2 separate regions of the Homo sapiens genome follow, and region 2 is linked to region 1. Evidence: read pairs that join two places in POLR2A ChIA-PET (ENCODE). Cell type or tissue: OCI-LY7. All regions are shown on one strand. Links, peaks and the distances in the headings refer to the core of each region. The heading gives the core; the rest is flanking DNA.

Region 1 (5,079 bases), core at 311-4,310:
CACAGAGACAATGCATAGGAAAAGCTCTCAGACACGCTTGGGCCACCTCCTTTGAGACTTGGCCAGGAAAGTTGAGCATGCTAATCCTCTTCTGTACTCATCACGATGAGCACCCTCCATCCTCTGCAAGAGAAATGACCACCAAAAAATGTGAACTCAAAACTTGCCTTTACTCCAAAGAGCCCTTTTGAGATTTTGAACTCTGCCAGCATTTCCTCTGCCATATCCAGGTTTTGTATCCAGTTCCTCCTCCAAACACAAGAGCTACATACAGTCTGGTCCAGGACTTATTTAATTTGAATCAAAACCCTTGTCCCCCCACTTACTTCCCTACTCTTACTACACACTGCTGCTATGATCTGAGGTCACCTCTCTTGCCAGTTGCTTTACTATTCGGAAGCTCTAGAATCACAAGGAGTGAATGACAAGGTGTGGCCCCATTCTCCTCCTCTTCCTCATCTGGAAGCTTGTTAAAATGCAGATGTGTGGACACTCTACCAGGCCTACTATGCAAGATTCTCTGTGGGCGTAGATCAGAAATCTATATTTTTAACAAGATAATGTGTTTGTGACCACACTAATATTTGAGAATCGCTATTCCAGATTCTTCATGCAGTTCCTCACATTTAAAACAGCTGCCCTCCATAGCCATCAGTTGTCTCCAAATGCTTCTCAGGCTGCTTTTCCAAAGTTATTGGAATCTTTTCACAACTGGCAAAGCCAGCTATTAACTGTAAGTTACCTGTCTCCGGTAGCCATAATGCTTCTGGCCTTTACATTTGGATTGCACCTTGGAAAAGTCTCCTTTTACGTAAAAGTGTCCTAACATCACACTTGCTTTTTGAGTCCTCCATAAGTACATTTTTTACAAAGAACACTTACCCCAAAATAGAACCAGTTTATGGATTGCTATGGTCCAAACACAGCCAGTGAACCACTACTTTTTTAAATGAGTTTAACAATATATATCAATTATATATATATATATATCAATCACTCATTTTTAAATTATTGATATATATTATAGATATATATTATTAAACTCATTTTTTAAAAATAGTGGTTCACTGGCTGTGTTTGGGCCATATGTATTTTGTATCTCTTTTTCAAATACCAGCTTTAGCAAAAACAGGGTTTCCAGTATTCCAGTAAATTTCCATACATTCCGTAGCCTCCAGATGGGCCCCAGAAATGCCACTTAATGAGTTCTTAATTGTGATGTACATGTGTTTGTAATAAGATAGGGAAACTGTAGCAAAAGTTTTGTAGCAAAACTTTATTGCAAAAAGGGCTAGAAGGAAATATGGACAATGACAACCAGTTGGATTTGTTGACGTAGCAGAATTGTAGATGAATTTTCTTCCTTTTTAAGTTAGAGTTCTTGTGATGTTGCTAGAGTGATATTTTAAAATGTCTTTTGGGGAAAAAAAAGAAAACTCTACTTTGAGAAAAGGATGTCTGCTGAATGAGAAACTTATTTTTAAAAAGGCACTTGGAAATAAAAATCTGTCTAGAGATAATGCAAATCATAACAGGAATGTGTGATGTGCTTAAATATTGGCACTGATGAGAAATGCGGAAGTGAAACATGTCACAGAAACAGATCATTATGGAAACAGTGGTCTACAACTGAACTGACTCCTTGGACTCCGTGGTACGTAACTCTTTTGTCTTACCAGGGAAGAGGAAATGAGACTACCTACTGGCTGACTGGGATGAAGGACCAGAAATTCAACCTGCCAACCCCTCCTACTGTGTAAGCTTCTGGGTGTGGCAGGGACAGGGAGGAAATTAGAGATCTTGGCTTTGTTAGTTACAGCCAATTTAAATTGGCAAATGCCTTACAAGTGGCATATATTGCATAAGAAGTAAGGGACTATACATGAGAAGGTTTAGAAACCTCCCTTCCTAGACTGCAAGAAGGGGATTATCCTGAAACCCTGCATTTTCCTGAGACCTCAATGAAACAGAAAAGTATTTAGCCTTGGCTTCCCTGTCTGGAACACAGACTTGCTTCCCTGAATCAGATGTGGGGGCTCAGTATAAAACTACCTTTTTTTTTTTCCACTGTGGATCCTTTATCCCAAGAGGGAGCTTCCACCTGGAAAAGAGGAAGAATGAACAGACTATTTAGAACTTGAGGAGATTTTGTTATTTCATTTATTTCATTTTATTTACTGGCTCTGTATTCATGATATTTTTAACTGTCAAAATTATGTTTTAAATGCCTTATCTGCATTAAAGTATACTTAACTTATAGTTTATGCAGAAAATATACTATATATTAGACAAGAATGAGTTAAAAGTTTCCTGAGTCTGGGTATGAGCTTCTACCTATTCTGTCCACTTTCTTAGACTGTACCAGTCATCATCTTGTTCTTGCTGAAAAACTGACTATATTGCCCTGCAATAAAGCATGGCAAAGCTAGCGTTGTGTTCCAGGCTTGCTCGGGAGAACAGAAGACACTTTAGAGTTCACTTCATGCATGTCTTGTTCTGACAAGAGTGGAGCATACTGGGGGCAAAGAGGCTCTCTGCATTCCACTCCTGTCTTCATCTTTCTGTTGAGTTGCCTGATGAAAACAGGACCTGCCCCAACCCCAAGACTGCGGTTCTGGGTCTTAACATGAAGTCTGTGTTCTCCCTGAGATGAGGAAGACAAAGTTTCAGGGTTAACTGACAGGTTTCACTTCTCCTAAAGGTGACTCAAGCTGTCACCCAGTTGCCTGTCAATACATGTTACTGCAGCCATATGGCCATTTCCTTGGCTTTTGCTATGGTTGAGAAACTCTGTCTTGCAGAGGCCTAGATGTCAGACCCAGAGAGATGGCAACCTTCTAGAAAAGCCAAAACAACCCAAATCTTCCCTGGGGCATGAGAAACCTGGCTCCTTACTTGGAGTGTTCCAGGTCCATTCTAAACTCGTGGTCCCCTCCACCATTCTAAGCCTTCCCCAAACAAGACTCACACTGTTAAGTATGTGTGGGACCAATGAGTTTTCAGGGTTGTGTGGCAGGGGCCTAGCATCCTCCCAGCTTCTTTTCCCCTTCCTGCAGTGGCATATGTAAACCTAGATCCTCCCAACCATGCCTCCAAATTCCAGCAGCATATTGTTTCACTTTGAAATTGAAGCCTAATTTCCTAGCAGAGATAACAGTTTTTTAAGCTCATCAAAGGCAGGGATCATTTTGTATTCTTTGGATTTCCTGTGTCTAGCACAGAATAGGCATTCAAAGAGTAACTGACTAACTGAACTGATTATTCTGGAGCTAAGGAATATTCTGTATGAATTGCTGAGAAGTTCTATTTTCTCTTCCCACTCTGTTTCCAGGGAGAATCAACAGCGTTTGCAAGCAGAATTTTCAGACATGATTGCCAACTCTTTACAGAAAAGACAGGCAGCAGGGATAAGAAGCCAAAAACCCAGACGGGTAGCCAGCTATAAAAAAGGCACTCTGGAATACTTGCAGCTGAATACCACAGACAAGGAGAGCACCTATTTTTAAACCTAAATGAGGTATAAGGACTCACACAAATTAAAATACAGCTGCACTGAGGCAGCGACCTCAAGTGTCCTGAAAGCTTACATTTTCCTGAGACCTCAATGAAGCAGAAATGTACTTAGGCTTGGCTGCCCTGTCTGGAACATGGACTTTCTTGCATGAATCAGATGTGTGTTCTCAGTGAAATAACTACCTTCCACTCTGGAACCTTATTCCAGCAGTTGTTCCAGGGAGCTTCTACCTGGAAAAGAAAAGAAATGAATAGACTATCTAGAACTTGAGAAGATTTTATTCTTATTTCATTTATTTTTTGTTTGTTTATTTTTATCGTTTTTGTTTACTGGCTTTCCTTCTGTATTCATAAGATTTTTTAAATTGTCATAATTATATTTTAAATACCCATCTTCATTAAAGTATATTTAACTCATAATTTTTGCAGAAAATATGCTATATATTAGGCAAGAATAAAAGCTAAAGGTTTCCCAAAACTGTGTATGCGTTTCTACCTATTTTGCCCATTTTCCTGGAATACATCAGTCACATCATCTTGTGCTTACTGAAAAACTGACTACATTCACTCACACTGAAGTACGGCAAAGCTAGCATTGTTGCTCAAGGGTGAGAACCTTGAAGGTTAGTATCACTTGCTACACATGAGGGAATTTTTGACCTTTATACAGAGGTGTTGCTTCAGCTTGTCCAATTAACAATGTGGATGGCAGTGATCCAAGTATGGGACCCAGGCAAAAGTCAAGTTCCTGTACTGCACTTTTCTAACTACAAAGTAATCCATGTCTCCAGGCTCCTGATCTTTCATCAGTAAATTATGAATTATAATACTCACTTCATTTTAGACTGCGCCACCCCTTCCCCCAAGCTGGCATAACACCACTCACAGATAATTTCCTTAGACCCACAGTTTACAAGGTAAAAGGAGGGAATTGGAGATGGAAGTTTGATCTCCCCACCAGTCTGAGAATCTTCACAAGAAGCTCACTCTGGTCCTGTCTCATGAACCATTGCAAGTACCAGGTGGGCTGAAACACCAGGGGTGAACTGGGGACAAAAAGCGGAGGTGCTGATTGCTGAAACTGACATGCAGATCTTGCAGCTGCTCTGTACTCCAATCAGCAGAGATGCCATACTGAGAAAACTGGATGATGCAACAGTCCTACTCTAGGCAAAACCCACAGGAAAGCCTGAATCCCTGGTTAGATTTCCCACAAAGCCCAGGTGCTAATGTGGAACCTTCCTCTTACTTGGAAACAACTAAAAGGTTTTTTCCTTTTAAACAACCTTTGAATTCTAGCACTCTCCTAAGGCTTCCCCAGACCAGGAAGCAATAGCAGACCAGTGACTAAGTTACAACATTAAGCACTAAAAGTCTAACACCACCAAGAATACCTGTAAAAGCTGGAAGAAGTGACCATCTCCTCGAATGTGCGGGCATCAATGTAAAGACACAAGGATTGTGAAAACTCAGGGAAATATGATACCATCAAAAGAAACCAACAAAGCTCCAGTAATAGACCCAAAATAATTGAAGGCCCGTAACATGTCTGACAGAATTCAGAAA
Region 2 (5,079 bases), core at 519-4,518, 300 kb after region 1:
GCTCTGGAGGGAGCATGGCCCTGCTGACACGTTGATTTTTACACTTCCAGTCTCCAGAACTGTGAGAGACAGATGTGTATGTTGTTTTGGTAATTTGTTATGGCAGCCACTCTAAACTAATACAAGGGGTAATTTAAAGTTGTTTTTTCTCTTTGGTTCAAAATATCTAGGTATTTTATATCAGCCCTCTAGTTCCTTTGGGGACCTATATCCAGGTTTTATTATATTTTATTTTTTGAGACAGAGTCTTCCTCTGTCACCCAGGCTGGAGTGCAGTGGCGTGATCTCAGCTTACTGCTACCTATGGCTCCAGGGCACAAGTGATCCTCCTACCTCAGCCTCACAAATAGTTGGGACTATAGGCATGTGCCAGCATGCCCAGCTAATTTTTGTATTTTTTTGTAGAGATGAAGTTTCTCTATGTTGCCCAGGCTGATCCTGAACTCAAGTGATCTGCCTGCCTCAGCCTCCCAAAGTGCTGGGATTATAGGCATGAGCCACTGTGCCCAGCCCCAGGTTTTATTCTTTGCCATTATTTAGTCTTTGGACTAAATTCTAAAGACAAAAAACAGAGATACTTCCTATTGATCAGTGATTTACAAATATTGGTGGCATAAGAATATCCAAGGAGACTCATCATTAGTGGAGAATCCTGGGGCCCCACTACAGACTGTGGGGTAGCAACTAAATTTTGACAAGTAGCTCAGATAGATCCTTTTGATGGCCCTTAGACTGATCACATTTTGAAAAAGTGATTTAAAATAGTGGAAGAAATATGAAATATTAGTGTATTAAGTAGAACTAGACTGAGCTGTGACAGAAAATCTACAATAATACTGACTTTAAAAATATATCAGTTTATTTTCTCACACATAAAAAAATAGAGGGAGCCAATCCAGGGCTGGGACACCCCATCATAAGAGATTCAGGCTCCCACTAAATTGTTGCTCGTTTCTTCCGTCTTGCTGCTATTCCATCCTCAGCATGAACCTTTCACCCCATGGGTCCCAGATGGCTGTTTGAGTGCCAGTCCTTACATCCACATTTGTCATGTGGGAAATTACTTTGACTCAATAGTAGCCCCTAAGTATACTACCATGCAAGCTATCACAGAAGTCATCGTACAAAAAGCCATGCAGATTAAGTAAAGATGCCTGAATTATGTGGTTTATTGAATCAATTTAAAACGCAGACTGAGGCCAGGTATGGTGGCTCACGCCTGTAATCCCAGTACTTTGGGAGGCCAAGACGGGCAGATCACTTGAGGTCAGGAGTTTGAGACCAGCCTGGCCAACATGGCAAAACCCCGTCTCTACTAAAAGAAATAACAAAATTAGCTGGGTGTGGTGGCGTATGCCTGCAATCCCAGCTACTCAGGAGGCTGAGGCATGAGAATTGCTTGAACCTGGGAGGCAGAGATTGCAGTGAGCTGAGACAGTGCCACTGCACTCCAGCCTGGTCAACAGAGTGGGTGACTCTGTCTTAAAAAAATAAATAAAATAAAATAAAATAAAGACTGGGCCAGGCGTGGTGGCTGACTCCTGTAATCCTAGCACTTTGAGAGGCCAAGGCAGGCAGATCACTTGAGGCCAGGAGTTCAAGACCAGCCTGGCCAACCTGGTGAAACCCCATCTCTACTAAAAATTCAAAAATTAGCCAGGCATAGTGCCACATGCATGTAGTCCCAGCTACCAGGGAGGCTGAGGCAGGAGAATCACTTGAACCCATAAGGCGAAGGTGGCAGTGAGCCAAGGTCGAGCCACAGCACTGCAACCTGGATGACAGAGCAACACTTTGTCTCAAAAACAAAAACAAAAACAAAACAACAACAACAAAAAAACAGACTGAGCAACAAGGATAAAGGAATGAGATAACAGGTAAACATACTTAGGATAGGATACAGGTGGGGCAAAAAGACCACATAATGTGAATCATGGGTTTCCAAATGTGTACAGGTCCTATCTTTGTTTCTGCTACATCAGTCTTCCCTTTGAAGGTATGCTCATGAGGAGCAGAATTGGGATTTGGACAAGGGAGCCTAGCAGACAGAGAGTGCCTGGAACCAACTCACTCATTTGCTCTATAAGCAAAAGGCAAGGAGGGCAAGTATGCCTGACTACAACTGTAGCTCCCTAATTAACCTGCTAAACAGCTGTGGGTGTCATCTGTGTTTTTAGGGTAGAGCACAGATGAGACCAGAATGACACCATAATGAGTATCACTAATGAGTAGTTGTGTTTGTTTCCCATTTCTGTGTAACAAATTACCACAATTTTAGCAGCTTAAAGCAATACCCATTTACTAGCTCATAGTTATATAGGTTAGACATTGGGCACTGCATGACTGGTTTCTCTGCTCAAAGTATCACTAGGCTGAAGTCAAGGTTCAACTGGACTGAGTTCTTGTCTAAGGAAAATCCTAAGGAAAGATTCACCTCCAAGCTCATTCTTCTTCTTGGCAAAATTCATTTCCTTGCACAGGCTGACAGGCTGAAGTGTATTTGTATTTTTAGTAGAGATGGGGTTTCGTCATGTTGGCCAGGCTGGTCTCAAACTCCTGACTTCAAGTGATCCACCCGCTTTCTCCTCTCAAAGTGCTGGGAGCAGGCCTGAGCCACTGCGCCCAGCCAAGTTTCACCTGTATCTTATAAGCTAGTAGTTTACCTGATATGTAGGCTTAATACTTCATATGAGTTTCAAATATCTCACTTGTTTGTCCTAGCTTCTATGGACCAATTGAATACTCTCAAAATATACAGTGAACATACATTATGACTTTTCAGTCAGCAAGGAAAAGGAGGAAGTGAAAATGGTTTGTTCCTCCCCCAGCATCCCTCACCCTTTAAGGATTTTCACAAACAACACTTCTGCTTATACTCCACTGGTCAGAACTTAGTCACATGGCCATACATGGCTTAAAGAGAGATAAGGAAGAGCAATCTTTATTTCGAGTAGTCATGTGCCAAGAGAAAAATCGGATGTTCTGGCCAGGCGTGGTGGCTCACACCTGTAATCCAGCACTTTGGGAGGCTGAGGTGGGCGGATCGCTTGAGCCCAGGAGTTCGAGACCAGCCTGGGCAACATGGTGAAACCCATCTCTACAAAAAATACAAATTAGCCAGGCATGGTGGCGCCCCCACCTGTAGTCTCAATTACTCTGGAGGCTGAGATGGGAGGATTGCATGAACCTGGGAGGGGGAGGCTGCAGTGAGCCAAGATCTTGCCATTGCATTCCAGCCTGGGTGACGGAGTGAGATTCTTTCTAAAAAAGAAAAAAACTGATGTTCTGTTACAGAAGAAGAAGGGGGAAAAAGAAGTGACAGAGGACAATTAGTAATTTTCACAATTACCAAAAAACAAAATTAGCAATAATAATAACTTTGACATAGAGACTATGGCTAAAGCCCTCATGTCTGAAACTGGTTGTGAGGCGGTAGCTAGTATTTATGACTTATCTTTCTTTTTACCTGGACTGTGTTCTTTGCCGTCCAGCAACACTTAAGCTTGTATGATACTGCTCCTCTTCCTTCTCCTCTCTTACCTCCTCACCCCACCCTGAGCAGAGTGACTTGTACCTTCAATTCTGAGGGTGATGAATTATTTGTGATACTTCCAATAGGTCTCAGGTACTCTGGCACCATTAGATAGTAGTAAAAGGAGGTGACCCCAGGTGTTCCCTAGGATTCTTGCTGTATTCTTCATTTCCCCTATGTAATCAAGATCTATAATACAGCTAAAGTCGTCACATCCTTTTTGCGTCTTGCTCTGATGGCATATGGAGCCTGAAATGGCTAGGTGGCAGTTTCTACTTCAAATTTATTTCCGCTATTATCACATTCCACCTTTCTCTTGGGTACTGAGAATTGAGAGCTGAAAAGCCTGTGGTTACAAGTTGAGGAGACAAAAATTCTGAAAACAGATTATTACATGCAATCATGAGCAGTGCCCCTCCCAAGTACACTGCTAGTTTCCTGGAATCTTATTCCTTACTATGGGAGGGAAAGTATCATTGTTGGTCACTGGTTCAGAACATATATCACATTCTGCAAGACAGCTGTAACTTTGCAAAATGAGGTTCCCAATCTTATAGTCTGGTTGAATTTTCAATAAAATGTTCCAGTTTCTTATATGGCTGACTTGTAAGCACAAAAAAAGCATAATAACAAGAAATACTGTGGACTTCAGCTTCATTTCTTATACTATGAAGAATGGTCTAAGGCAATGTCTGAGTGGTGTATAACGCATTCAGTAAATTCATACATGATGACACTATAACCATGAAAGCAAATACACAACCAGAGGGAGTCTAAGTAAAGGCAAAACAGTGACAAATACATGTCAAGGGGAGCCAGTGAAACTGGCTGACCTGCAATCAGATGCATGACTTCCCTGTAAACTATGGATGGACTTTCTGTTCATTAGTCAGCGTGCTTTGCCAATTTAAACTTCAGCAGGTCAGGCCTGGTGGCTCACGCCTGTAATCCGAGCACTTTGAGAGGCCAAGGCGGGCGAACCACAAGGTCAGGAGTTCGAGACCAGCCTGGTCAATATGGTGAAACCATGTCTCTACTAAAAATACAAAAATTAGCTGGGCATGGCAGTGGGCGCCTGTAGTCCCAGCTAATCGGGAGGCTGAGGCAGGAGAATTGCTTGAATCTGAGAGGCGGAGGTTGCAGCGAGCTGAGATCATGCCACTGCACTCCAGCCTGGGCGACACAGTGAGACTCTGTCTCAAAAAACAAACAAACAAACAAACAAACAAACAAACTTTAGCAATGCTAGCAGACAAGTTAGCCTTAGTGAAGTGAATACTGGGTGATAAACTCCAGGTGATAAGCCTCCTTCACTACCAGGTTGCTACTTTGAGCAAGAACCAGGCCAAGGATTATTGACAACCACAATGTAGATCATACCATCCAACTAATTAGTCAGACATCATGTTTTAAGCAGGGACTATGTGAAACTTCAGGTTGAGTTCAGAATCTGATTGGGACAAAGGTGCAACAAATTCATATTAGAGTTCCAACTATTATATGATATCTTAAGGACCTTATTCTGGCTAATGAAAATAGTGGTGTCC

The links. ChIA-PET counts read pairs that join two places held together with the same protein. Peaks named below come from ENCODE experiments on the same cell type or tissue, not always from the same donor. Only the 100,000 strongest peaks of a DNase experiment are listed, where the experiment ranks them.
Region 2: POLR2A ChIA-PET joins it to region 1 with 6 read pairs; 1 of 35 experiments calls an interaction of 5 or more read pairs at or near these places.

Annotation. Positions count from the first base shown.
Region 1 is chr12:14,611,544-14,616,622 of GRCh38, reverse strand. GUCY2C (guanylate cyclase 2C) reads left to right here. Exons shown (of 27, transcript NM_004963.4): 26 at 1,680-1,756; 27 at 3,332-3,991. The coding sequence ends at 3,506. PLBD1-AS1 (PLBD1 antisense RNA 1) reads right to left here. Exons shown (of 6, transcript NR_120465.1): 3 at 3,697-3,744; 4 at 2,053-2,101. Among named protein-coding and RNA genes, the nearest start is that of PLBD1, 46 kb to the right of the region's middle. RefSeq lists a silencer at 1,723-1,772 and enhancers at 2,305-2,554, 2,575-2,674, 2,685-2,734. In OCI-LY7, for the core only: a CTCF peak has its summit at 3,522; DNase peaks (open chromatin) are centred at 1,622, 2,692 and 3,592; H3K4me3 peaks cover 2,611 bases; H3K27ac peaks cover 3,870 bases.
Region 2 is chr12:14,312,816-14,317,894 of GRCh38, reverse strand. No RefSeq gene overlaps it. Among named protein-coding and RNA genes, the nearest start is that of ATF7IP, 50 kb to the left of the region's middle. In OCI-LY7, for the core only: CTCF peaks have their summits at 2,793 and 3,000; a DNase peak (open chromatin) is centred at 2,844; H3K4me3 peaks cover 363 bases; H3K27ac peaks cover 1,330 bases.